Linked DNA regions of Homo sapiens: region 2 is linked to region 1. Evidence: chromatin contacts called from ENCODE Hi-C or POLR2A ChIA-PET data. All regions are on one chromosome and are shown on one strand. The core of a region is the stretch at or near the end of the contact, and the rest is flanking DNA. Distances in the headings are between cores, read along the strand shown.

Region 1 (6,495 bases), core at 781-3,280:
GGCACCTGTAGTCGCAGCTACACAGGAGGCTGAGGCAGGAGAATCGCTTGAACCTGGGAGGCAAAGGGTGCAGTGAGCTGAGATGGCACCACTGCACTCTAGCCTGGGCGACAGAGCAAGACTCCATCTCAAAAAAAAAAAAAAAAAAAAAAAAGAGTGTTATTGATTGGCTCCCTACAGTTTCAACAGATGACGAGATCAGAGGTGTAACACCTGGTCGACTACGCCCTAGTCTGGATGAAAACAGTGCAGGGTATTTGATTACCCATCTGGCAGTTGGAATCCTGGCTCTGCAGTTGCTTCCTCCCGCCTGATCATAGGCAAGCCATGTCAGCAATCTAAGCCTCAGCCTCTCCATTTAGTGAAAGGAGGTGATAATACCGACCTCATGAAATTGTTGTAAGGATCAAATGAAATAATGCATGTGAAAAATGTAAGGTGTGTGAGCTATTAACATGAATTTCTGCCATCTCCTATCATGAACTCACAGAAGGTGCTGGGGGACACACCCCTTCATCGCCCCACCCCACCCCACCTATCATTCATCCTTCCAGAGGGTGGGCAATAGAGGAGGACCTCGGTTGTGCAAGCTAAGTGGGATATGCCTATAAAATAGCAAAGGCCAGGCATCATGGCTCACACCTGTAATCCCGGCACTTTGGAAGGCCGAGGTGGGTGGATCCCCTGAGGTCAGGAGTTCAAGACCAGCCTGACCAACATGGTGAAACCCTGTCTCTACTAAAAATACAAAAATTAGTCGGGTGTGGTGGCTCACGCCTGTAATTTCTGCTACTTGGGAGGCTGAGGCAGGAGAATCGCTTGAACCCAGGAGGCGAAGGTTGCAGTGAGCTGAGATCATGCCATTGCACTCTATCTAGCCTGGGCGACAAGAGTGAAACTCCATCTCAACAACAACATAAAATAGTGAATACATATTTGCCTTTTGAAAATCACCCAAATATCACCCAAATCTCACTTTCATTTGTGCAAACCACCAAATGATCCCACACATTGGACCTGAGTGTGCACAGACAACAAGCTCTCCTCCCTGATTTGGTTGGAGGACATTTGGGACAACTGGTCCCCTTCAGAGTGGATCCTTTTTTTTTTTTTTAATTTCCAGGAAGAATAGAGTCTGATTATTTTATCAAGAGCTATTCCCAAGTGATGAGTCTCTAACAGACATTCAGGCGCTGGAAAGCAAGCATAATGCCCCAGTATTAAGTTTACTCGGCTAATTTTAAATCTCTGGGCATCCATCATGTACTTAGCTCCAAATTATACGTTCGGTCTGGGTTTTTCTTAGGCCTCATCTGCACAGCAGGTAAATAAAACAGCCCTGTGGAGGAACCATAAAAAGACTTGTAAAGACTCAGTGTTTCTGGCCTTAGCCAGGGCTGCAAGTCGCCTGTCCAGCAGAGCTGTCATCCAGCTACTGTGCAGTTGGCAATTCTAGGACCGTAACACCACCCAGGATAAATAACAGCTCAGGTTACTGGAGGCCACCAGCCCAAGAGGTCCTCAGCCTGGACCTCTCCTGGCTAAATCATTTGCCATCAAAACCAGCCTGTTCTTCCTGCAGTCTCTGGAAATGATCACTCTGGGACATTTGCAGTGACTGTCCTGGCCGCGAGACGGCAGCAGGGCAACATTCCGCCGTGGGTGCCAGGCCAGGAAGAAATGGTTTGGCATTTTCCTTTCTGTCCCCCAGCATGATGCCTGGAGACAGGACAAATATAGCGTAAACAATAGTCGAAGGCTGCAATTTGAGCGCCACAGCCTCGGAGGCCAGCTTCTTCTCTTTCTTTTTTGAATTTTTTTTTTTTTTTAAATCTAATGAGAGGGAAATGAGCCGGGTGTTTGGAAATAGAATTCCTCTTTTTCAGGTCAGGGTCTAGGCTCAGATTTGCCTGGTTGGAACAGAGCCCTGTTTCTTCTAATATGAAGTAATAAATGCATTCACTCACTCGGCAGCAAGTTTTCGAGCACATACCAGGCTGCTCAGTATCGAGACAAGCCGGGCACTCTGTGGGGACACCAAGAATGCTAAGGACTTCCCGGGGGGAGCTGGGGAGGTGGGTGCCAGTAGGGGCGTAGGTAGGAGCTAGGCCAGGTGTCACTGAAGTAGGGTTGAAGGATGGACCTGACAGTGCAAGTGAACATCGTAAGGGTGCAAGGAGAGTGGAAACTTCAGACAGAGGCTGGGTCGTGAGCGATGACATTGAGCTGGCTGTCAGGAGCTGGCCCTGGGCAGTTTAGGTCATCGCTGGGCCTGAGCCACCATCCTCCTGGCCTTCTAGTCTGACTCCCTGCTTCTCCTCAGACCCCCACTCCACACCAGCCTCACCCAGCAGCTAGCTGGGTCTTTAAAAAATATTAATCCCGGGCCAGGCACGGTGGCTCACGCCTGTAATCCCAGCACTTTGGGAGGCCGAGGTGGGCGGATCACGAGGTCAAGAGATCGAGACCATCCTGGCCAACATGGTGAAACCCTGTCTCTACTAAAAATACAAAAATTAGCTGGGTGTGGTGGTGTTATGCTACTCTCAGCTACTCGGGAGGCTGAGGCAGGAGAACTGCTTGAACCTGGGAGGTGGAGGTTGCAGTGAGCCAAGATCGCGCCACTGCACTGCAGCCTGGCAACAGAGCGAGACTGTGTCTCAGAAAAAAAAAAAGGCTGGGCGCGGTGGCTCATGCCTGTAATGCCGGCACTTTGGGAGGCCGAGGCGGGTGGATTACCTGAGGTCAGGAGTTCGAGACCAGCCTGGCCAACATGGTGAAACCCCACCTCTACTAAAAATTCAAAAAATTAGCTGGACATTGTGGTGGGCACCTGTAATCCCAGCTACTTGGGAGGCTGAGGCAGGAGAATCGCTTGAACCTGGGAGGCAGAAGTTGCAGTGAGCCTGGGCAACAAGAGTGAAACTCTATTTCAAAAAAAAAAAAAGAAAGAAAAAAATTTAATCCCGGCCAGGCACAGCGACTCACACCTGTAATCCTAGCACTTTGGGAGGCCAAGGCAGGAGGATTGCTTGAGGCCAAGAGTTCAAGACCAACCTGGCCAACATACCAAGGCTCCCTCTCTTTTGTAAAAAATAAATAAATAAGAAAAAAACATTAATTCTATCAAGCCCATCCTTCATGCAAAGCTCCCCCAGTGGTTTCCCAGCTTACCGGTCTCAGGGGCTACCACAGTCTGCCCCACAGATATCTCCTGCACAGCCCTCTGACAGCCTCTCATACCTTCTGCCTTCCAGAACACACTGGCCTCCTTTCAAATTCTGGAACTTTCCAAGCCTTAGGGCTATAGGACTTACTGTTCCTTCTACCAGGGCCTGCTTCTCGGGCGTGGACCCCGAACACTCTGTCTTGCCATCCTGAAATTCCTCATAATTTTTGAGCGGGGCCTCACGTTTAGTTTTGCGTTGGGCCCTGTGAATGTGTAGCGAGTCCTACCTCTAACTAGAACGCGCTGTTTTCTGTGGGTCTGGCTCCTTCAGTCAGCCGGGTCTTCCCTGCTCAAATGTCACCTCCTCCGAAGGGCCTTCCCTGGCCATCTGTCTGAAGGAGCTCCACTGGTCTCCCTCCACCCCAGAACCGCTTTCTTCTCCTCACGACACCATCCCACCCGAAGTGACCCCATCCTTCAGCTCTCTCCCTGTCTGCTGTCTGCCCTGTCCTGTTCATACCTACCTGCCTGCAGCGATGTCCCTGACTCAGAGCTCAGAGCTGGTGGCCCCGTCAGCACCTGGTGCCTGTGAGTGGCATGAAGAGGACAGGCTTGGGAGGAGGGTGGGTGCTGGGTCCGATGCGGCAGGGGAAGCCTGGGGGCTCAGGAAGGAGCAGTCAAGGGGCTGGGGGGCTTTCTGCTTAACCCCTGTGGAATAGTTGCCCTCTCTGAGTGCAGTCAGCAGTCATTTCATTGGTCTCTAGTAGGACCCTGTTCACTTGCCGTGCAGGATCATTGTGTTATCTGCTTGTGGGTCACTCAGCAGGATTTCTTTCCAGGAGGCCCAGAGTCATCATTAGAACAATCGCCCACCGTCCACCTAGAGATGAGTTAGCACCAGCATCTGAGGCTTGGGAGGAGGAAGGTCAGGCTGATTTTGTTTCTGTTTCTGTTTCTGTTTTTTGAGACAGGGTTTCTTTCACTCTGTCACCCAGGCTGGAGTGCAGCAGAGCAATCATGGCTCACTGCAACCTCAACTGCCTGGGCTCAGGTGATCCTCCTGCCTCAGCCTCCCCAGTAGCTGGGACTACAGGTGCACACCGCCTCACCAGGCAAATTTTTAATTTTTTTGTAGAGACGGAGGTCTTGCTAGGTTACCCGGGCTGGTCTCCAACTTCTGTCCTCAAGCAGTCCCCCCACCTTAGCCTCCCAAAGTGCTGGGATTACAGGCCTGAGCCACCACACTCAGCCTTTTTGAGTGTGCTGTTTGGTTGGTGGGTTTTGATTATCTTTGATGATCTGAGCTTCTTTCCATGAATGGATAATAGAGTCAGGCTGTTTTCTCTTCTTTTAAAATCTTTGCTCAGCCTTAGAGTGCAGGCCCAGGCAAGGCAGTTCCCCTGGACCACGCCAGCATTGCTCTGCTCTGTGTCCCATTACCTGGCACGACCTCTTGGGCCGGATAACTTGGGGGGAGGGAATTCTCCTCTGACGTCAGTGGTTGATCTGACTGTCCTTAAGCCAGAGAAGAAACAGGCTGGCATTTTCTTTCCAACTTGGAGCCTCTCAGACCCAATCCCGGCGACAAAGGAAGGGCTGTCCATCCAGGCAGGGCTGTTTATAGCTTCTGCGTGCTCGGCAGCTTGATGCAAGTTAAGTCAGGCTTGAGTTATTGACTAAATGTTTGCCTGTGCATCTCCAGGTTAGAGTCATCCTGCAGCAGAGCCCTTGAAGGACATCCGGAAGCGCACAGCTGCTGCCTCCGCGCCTATGTTTTGCTAACGGATGAAGTTTCTTCTGCAATTTCTCCAGTCTGAAAAAAAATGACTGACTTAAGGCTTGTGAGGGCAAATGGTTCAAATGGTACCGTATGCTTTGTATTGTTCAGTTAAGGATGTGCCTTTCTTATTAGGATTGTTGTTGTTGGTTGTTGATTTACCCAGGACTAGAAGATAGGACTGTCTCCCTCTTGGAGAGATGGAGTCTCTTTAATTCATTCAAGAAATCCTTAGTGATCCTCCACTCTGGAACAAGCAGAGTGTGAGGCTCACTTTTGGGGGAAATGAAAGAGAATAAAAATTGCTGTTGGTGTAGGCATAGCGGCTTACACTTATAATTCCCAGGCCCTTGAGAGGCTTGGGTGGGAGGATTACTTGAGGCCAGGAGTTCAAGACCAGCCTGGGTAATATAGCAAGACCTCATCTGTTGTTTCAGTGTCAGACACTGACGTAGGTATAATATGTGTGTGAGCTTACCGTGTCCTCCAGCCACTCTCTAGGGGGCGTTATTATGATTCCCATTTGACAGCTGAGGAATCTGAGTGCTAGATTCCTAGATTCCATGGCTTCCTGAGTGCAAAGCTGTGTGAGGAGTCACCCGGTGAATACATGGACAGCTCGGACGAGACCCATGGGTCCAACTCCAGGGTCCAGGCTCATCCACCACCACCCCATCATGCCCTGCAAGTTCTTTCCTGAGTTGAGAAGAAAGAAAATGACCTAAACTCATGGGCTTTGCCTGCAACCTCATGATGGGTCAGCCGGTCAGCCAGCCCCAGTGAAAACTAACCTCCTTCCACTACCTCTCTTGTCTGTGATCTTTGGAGGAATTGCCCCATTTGCTCTGTCCAGCAGAAAAACCTGGCATTGGGCACTTTTTCAGGTGTATTGCTGGCTGGACTGCCACATAGAACTGTGCAGGTTATATACCGCACACCTCCAGGGGGCACCACTCCATGGAAACTACTATCTCCTGCAGTCACACAATGGCTAATTGCACTCTTACTGTATGCAGTGGCCCTCAGTTGAGATTCATTGCCTTAATGAGGTCATTCAAAATAAAGGGGCTGAGAGGGTAAAATGAGCTGGAGGAAGGAGGGAAATTATCAAGGATGGGCACCACCTGGCCAGAAAAGGCTCAATGCCAACAATAGGAAAGAAAATGGTTTTATCAAACTTATATTAGCTATTGCTGTAGAACAAAGGAACCTAGAGTTTAGCAGTTTGAAACCACAAACATTTATGATCTCGCAGGTTTTGTGGGTCAAGAATCCGGGAGTGGCTGGGCACAGTGGCTCAGGCCTGCAATCCCAGCATTTTGGGAGGCCAAGGCGGGTGGATCACCTGAGGTCAGGAGTTCGAGACCAGCCTGGCCAACGTTTTGAAACCCCTGTCTCTATTTAAAATACAAAAATTAGCCAGGCGTGGTGGTGGGCACCTGTAATCCCAGCTACTCAGGAGGCTGAGGCAAGAGAATCGCTCAGACCTGGGAAGCGGAGGTTGCAGTGAGCCGAGATCATGCCACTGCACTCCAGCCTGGGCGACAAG
Region 2 (6,215 bases), core at 3,013-5,512, 40 kb before region 1:
CAATGTCAGCTTTCAGCTCCTCAAAAAACTACATGAACGAGTTGGCCATACCTGCGTACTTCCCCCTGGACTTAGCTTGATTCACTTCAAAGGACAAATCCATCTCTGAGCAATTCTCAAGGCAAAGACACTCAGCCAGACAAAAAGGAGGGTGAGCCCTCCTACCTCTTTCGGCTGACACTCAGGGGAGCTTGCCATCATCTGACTGGCTGCCAACAGGCCGGTGGACAGGGGCTGGGGTTAGACATGTGGGAAGGAAACAGTCACCTTGTTTTCCTGCCTTGGATGGAATTGGCAGAATTCCAGTTATTCCCTACCGGGGCTCTAGCTCACAGCCCCAGATAAAATGCCTAATCACGGAGCTGTATCTCTTGCCCAGCAAATGAGAATCCTAAGACTCATCACAGTAACTGTCCACTTGGAAGTGTCCAGCACCCTCCATCAGTTGATTCTCTTCAATAAAACGTGCACACTGGGTACTTCCCTGAGAAGTTTTGGGGCACCAAGAGTGGCAAGGCTTCCTGGAAAAGCCCTACAGCATCTGATTCAGATTCGTCAAATAAATTTCACCAGGGTAATCCTGAGTAGTTGAGTTCTCTCTCCCTCCTCCTCCTCCTCCCCCGTCGTATTTCCACAAGTTATAACCTGGCCTGCCTCCTTTCCAAAGCCAGAAATATGACAAATATTCAGATAAGCCGATGGAATTTGAAAGTGCATGTTCATTGCTTTGCTGGTGAGGACTGCAGGGCACACTTTAGCATGTGAGGTGTGCCTCTCTCAAAAGTGCATACAGTTCAAATTCTGCATCTAGTAACACACCAAGAACTCAGGAAATGCTTAATAACTATTTGCAGAATGAATTAATAAATCCTATTTTAATGTATTATGACAATTTCATTCTTAAAAGAACATTATGGGGAGCATTTAATGTAAAGGAATTCTCGTATCTTTAGAAAATTTTGTTTCTACGTTTAAGAGGCTTAAAGTGAGGTTAACCTTTAATTTCAAGTTCAACCTCTTTACTTTGTTTTTATATATATTTTTGAGACGGAGTCTCGCTCTGTTGCCAGGCTGGAGTGCTGTGGTGTGATCTTGGTTCACTGCAACTGCCGCCTCACGAGTTCAAGCGATTCTTCCGCCTCAGCCTCCAAGTAACTAGGACTACAGGCGCGCACCACCATGCCCAACTAATTTTTGTATTTTTAGTAGAGACGGGGTTTCACCATATTGGCCAGGCTGGTCTCGAACTCCTGACTTCATGATCCGCCCGCCTCGGCCCCTCACAGGCGTGAGCCACCATGCCCAGCCTCTTTTTTTTTTTTTTTTTTTTAATGGCAGAGTAGTGTAGTAAAAAGATCTTCAGGTTTGAAGTTAGACATATTTTTCAAACCCAGTTCTGGTATATTCCGAGATAAGAGTATGTAATTTACAGGTATTATGATGATTGAAAGAAGTAGCTAGCAATATTCCTAGCACATGGCAGGCGATGGGAATGAGAGGATGGTTGTGTCCTTTGGCCTGACCCTCCACTGTCTTGCCAAGGCTTGAGGTCCTTATAATTCTACAGTGTAGAGTCACTCGCGTGCTGCTCATTTTACAGAAGCCAAAGAAAGGAAGGAGTTTAGTCCCTTTGGCCACGTCCAGACTTAGCCTTCTCATGCCCGGACACATTTTTTAAATTGTGCTTTTCTATATTCAATGCTATTTTGGATCTTATACACCAGTGCAATGCAGAGGCCTCCCTCACAAAGCCTCTAACAGACCTGATCTTTATTAAGTGCCTTCAGTGCAACAAAAACTCTTAACAACTCATGAGGATTTCAGGGCCTCCAAACTGGCAAGCGTTTCGGGGAAATCACAGGGAAATTTGTTGGCCGCATGATTAATCCTGGGTGGATTGGTCCCGGAAAAGCACATGTGGGTTAGCAGCGAGCAGCAGCTTGCAGAATCTCACAAAATAAACTCTCTAATGAAGTGGCCCCCAAAACGTGCCTTCCTGATGAAAGTTCAGCATGAGGGTGGCGCCTGACAATGGAAAAAAATGCCAGATGTGTGGACAACAGACCTCCTTTGAATCCACTAACACCCAAAGGGATGACACATGGGACCAGATTATAAAACTGAACCAGATTATAACCCTGGAGGAGGGAAACCCAGTAGGGCGTAGGATCTTATGAAAAGGATCATAAAATTCATCACCATAATTACCCCCCAGCCCAGCTCCCCAACAAAAGCCCACAATAGCTTCGCTCAATGATGTTATTCATCCATATTCAAGTCGCCTCGCTCATTATTCTCAGACAAAAACCCTGCTGGGCCTCTGCTCCTCTGGCAGCCAGGCAACTCAGCACCCACCCTCACTCAGCCAGCCCCGCATACCACTTCTTTCTTTAGTAGTGGAGTTTCCAGCACCAACGATGGTTTTTCGGTTTTAACGCCATCTTTTAGGAGTACCTTTGACATTCAGGAGCCGGCTGAAGGGAATCACAGCTAAAGCTTCCCTGGGCAAAAACAAAGGATGTTACCCAGCAGCTTTTTCTTTAGCAGGGCTGAGATGCTGAAGTGAGGGCGCTCCCTTGCTTTGCCCTGGTGAGCACAAAACGGTGTCATTTGCACATTGTCTCGCCAAAAAGGAAATGTAACTGAAAATACAGAACTGTATATATTCCAGTGGAAAGAGAAGTTCCAAAGATAGGACTGCTACGAATAACCCACGGCCCCTATAAAAAGAGTTGCTCAGTCCCTTTGAAGCAGACAGCACAGCATAGAGCAGAACTCTGTCATTTCCCTGAGATTGGGTATTTTTGTCTGTGTGGACCATTGTAGGAGGCCAGGTTAGGCGCACCCCTCCTGCAAACCGCTCCCTCTCCAAGAAGTATTCCTCAGGGCCTAGGCCTACCTTGATCCTCAATTTTTGGAAAATGTTTACTTTTCACAGCATAACTCAGCAACCTCCAGCCCCAAAGATCACGAGTTAGGTTACAATTCCTTCAACCAACATTTAGTGAGCAACTACTATGTGCCAGGCATTGTTTTGGCCGTGGGGAATCATGGCTGGATGTAGCTGCGTCCTGCAGAACATATGTTCTATTGAGGAAATATAAAAATAAAAACCCAAGAAAAGAAAACAAAATGTTGACAGATGTCAATGGAGACCACCAACACAGCAACCCAGCGGGAAGAGGTAAGGCTCCAGGAGAGGACAAAGGGTAATGGAAGCTGTGGACGCCCCCACCCCAACATGGGATACAAAATATTTAAAGCCTAAGGAGTCACCAACAGACATTCAGCCACTGATGTTGTTGCCCAAGATGAACACGTGGCTCAAACCCACTTAAACCTCAATGTTCGTAACGCGTAACAATCCTCATGCACTCACACTCCTCGGAAGCCTCCACTTGGATCCTTTCCACACACACTATCCTCTCTAAAGAGGATAAAGGAGGCCTCTTCCAGTCCAGTGACGGGGTGCTGAGTGTGTCCAACAGGCAGGGCGCCAGACTAGGTAGTCCCAAGGGGGACCAGGGCCACCGCAGGGCGGGGAACCCTCCCCTTGGCCCAAGCCCTCCTGAACGTCCCTCCTGATTCTACGAGGCCAGCTTCTCCCGAGGCGTGCGTATTCCTCCAACACACCGCTCTATGGGAAGGAAACCCCAGCCACTGCTGCCAGCAAGCGGGGCTGCCTACTGTGAACCTTCCACCCGATCTCTCTGGTGCTGCCGACTCGGAGGGAGGCCCCCTGTGCTGCCCACCTCGCAGCCTGTGGATTCCGGGGCTCCTCCCGGCACACCCGCGCAGCTGCGTCTTTGGGACCTGGCACCGACTAAGCCGCTGCCTCTCCTCCTCCGGCGCTCAGCCGCCTGACACGCACACACCCTCAGCTCCCCCGCGCTCCCCTGGACAACCTCGAATACCAGGCCCGGGCATTCCAGCAAGTCTCTGCTCGCTCGTCCCCATCAGCGACGGCAGGAAGCCACTTGCGCTGGGTCTTACCTCCTTCTGCCAGGACCCAGAGCGACGCGCTTCCCAAAACGAAGAGCAGAGCTGACACCTTCCACATCGTTCCCGTTGAGTTGTTGCTCTCCTGGGGGCCGAGCAGCAAGATTCTGAGCTGGGGGAAAATTAAAAAGCACCGCGGCCACAGGCCCAGCCTGGAGGAGCGCGACGGTGGGGGGGCCGGAGGGGTGGGAGCAGGAGCCCCGGAGAGGGAGGGTGCCCGAGCTTCCCAGACCCTAGGCAGCCGGACAGCAAACTTTGCAGTTGAGAACTTTCCGAGCGGAGTCAGCATTTATCTCTCCCGAGGAGGCGGGGGAGCGGGGTCGGCCGCAAGGTGGTCTCCGTCCGGGCGCGCTAGGCCCGCCCTCGGGCTCTGTTTGGCCGGCGCCAAAACGATGATCTCAGGCCAGGTTTAAAGTTACAGGGCCGCAGCTGCGGGGGCCGCCAGGACTGCGGGCCCTGGCAAAATGGGCTTTTATTCTGCTCAACAACAGGAGGGAAAGGGACCACATGCAACAAACGGGGTTTTAAAAATTATATATAAATTTTAAAAAACCTATATTTATTATTATTATTTTTTTAAGAGTAAGGCACAAGTCTATGTTTTTCTTGTTATGGGCAGAAGTGAGAAGTAAACTGTTTCTTGAGTGGCCAGTAGTTTTAGAACCAAGCATGGGGTTTTTCCTGTAAATATTGAATTTGATGGCTTAAAAACAAAAAAAGTTGGCCGTCATCTGGGTGGGCCAGAGGCGGCCCGCGCTGGTCAATTGCGCCCTTGTCCCGGGGACCGGAGCGGGCGGGCTCCGGGGGGCTGCCCCAGAGCTGGCTGGTGGGGGAGTTTGGCAGACCGGGTGGCTTTGGCAGTTTTGAAAAAGAGGCTGAACTCCATCCGCCTCTGCCGACCCGGGGATCCAGCGCTGCGATGCTGTGGCCCACCGACGTGCGCAGTTGGATTAGGCCGGGCCAAGCGGTGACCCGTCTGGTCGCCAAACCTGTGTCCCCTTCCAGGCCTGGTTCACCCTCTTTATTCCTGAGTTTGCTCCCATAATCCTCACTTTACTGGTTTAAGCGATCTTGCCTTGATCTCAGGTACCAGATATCAGCAACCAGAGAACTTACGTCTTTTACTTTAATTCCTTCTGAATTGCTGGAATTTAAAAAAATAAGAACAGGAGTTTGGGAAGTGGTCTCTGCTCCACTCCCAGATGCCACAAATTCCATTCAACAAAAGAACCTGAAGACTAACGCTGTCTCAAAGCTCCACATTGCGTGAAAATTGTTTTCAGATGCTTATCTTTGACCCCTCCCCATTATAAATTTACTTTCTAAGAATCACAGGAGAGATTGTTTTAAATAAATGCCCAGTTTCCTGGGTTCCACCCCAAACTCATTAATCAGACCTTTTCGGAATTCCTATTTTAAACCAGTGTCGCTGGAGAACTTGTCCCCATGAACATTTGGCAAACCTTGCCCTTCATCATAGCTTCTCAGCCAGATCTACCTGGGGCACTGGTTATGCAGGTGCAATTCTGTTGTGGGATAGGGAGAGATTCTGCATTTCTAAAGATCTCCCAGGTAACGTCTTGTCCTGGGGCTACAAACAGGAGCTGAGCACCTGAACCTAGAAGATGAGGGGTAGCGGCAACACCCCTAGAGCCAAGGAGTTGGAAATGTAAAGAGAAAACTCGTGATACAGATACTCTTTCTTGAACTGACTTCCCCATCTTGGAGATGCATTTTATGACTCTAGTGTCAATAATGTCTGTTGACAGGAGGAATAGTGCATTGTCTGTTGAGCCTGTTAGATGGAGAATAGATGCACATCTATTCTGCTTATGTGTAACTCCAAGGTCACACACAGAAAGAAAGATGGCCCGCTTTATTCAAAAAGATTGAAACACAGTGAAGCCTAGGTGGGGGAGATTGGGTTACATGCAACTAATTTAGAGGGATGCTGAGGCTAGGTCATGATTCAAGGACACCTGCCTTCTATCCCACACCCCCGGATGTGTCTAGAATCTAGAAGGTTGGTCACATGACCTTTTGATCAGGATGGAGGAGTGGGAGGTAATAAGGAATTGCATTCAGCTGGGGGTCCTGGGGTGGGGAGAGGGGCCAGGATGAAGGAGTTAGTGGATCGGCTCTGGGTGCTGTTGGTCTGAAAACCTAGAGAGAAAAGCTGGGTCTTGGGAGGGGGAACCTGAAGACCAGAGGGAAGA

What was found. A loop is a pair of places that touch in the nucleus more often than their neighbours do. ChIA-PET counts read pairs that join two places held with the same protein, here RNA polymerase II (POLR2A). Pooled maps may share reads with other maps.
Region 2: a loop to region 1 is called in a map of heart right ventricle, with 7 times the contacts of the local background. The contact joins the promoter of PDPN here to the enhancer-like site in region 1. A Hi-C loop is called at or near these places in 4 of 168 maps with a recorded cell type or tissue (Right ventricle myocardium inferior, heart right ventricle, mammary epithelial cell and 1 more) and 7 of 50 pooled maps. POLR2A ChIA-PET finds 5 or more read pairs at or near these places in 2 of 52 experiments (H1 and HEK293T).

Annotation. Positions count from the first base shown.
Region 1 is chr1:13,539,271-13,545,765 of GRCh38, reverse strand. No RefSeq gene overlaps it. Among named protein-coding and RNA genes, the nearest start is that of LRRC38, 29 kb to the right of the region's middle. RefSeq lists an enhancer at 4,133-4,212. Within about 2 kb of position 2,030, at least 8 of the 41 ENCODE cell types and tissues checked have a DNase peak (open chromatin) inside an H3K27ac peak, as active enhancers do; they include heart right ventricle, where a contact is called at or near this core.
Region 2 is chr1:13,581,879-13,588,093 of GRCh38, reverse strand. PDPN (podoplanin) reads right to left here and starts at 4,262. Exons shown (of 6, transcript NM_006474.5): 1 at 3,994-4,262. The coding sequence starts at 4,060. RefSeq lists an enhancer at 3,821-4,359.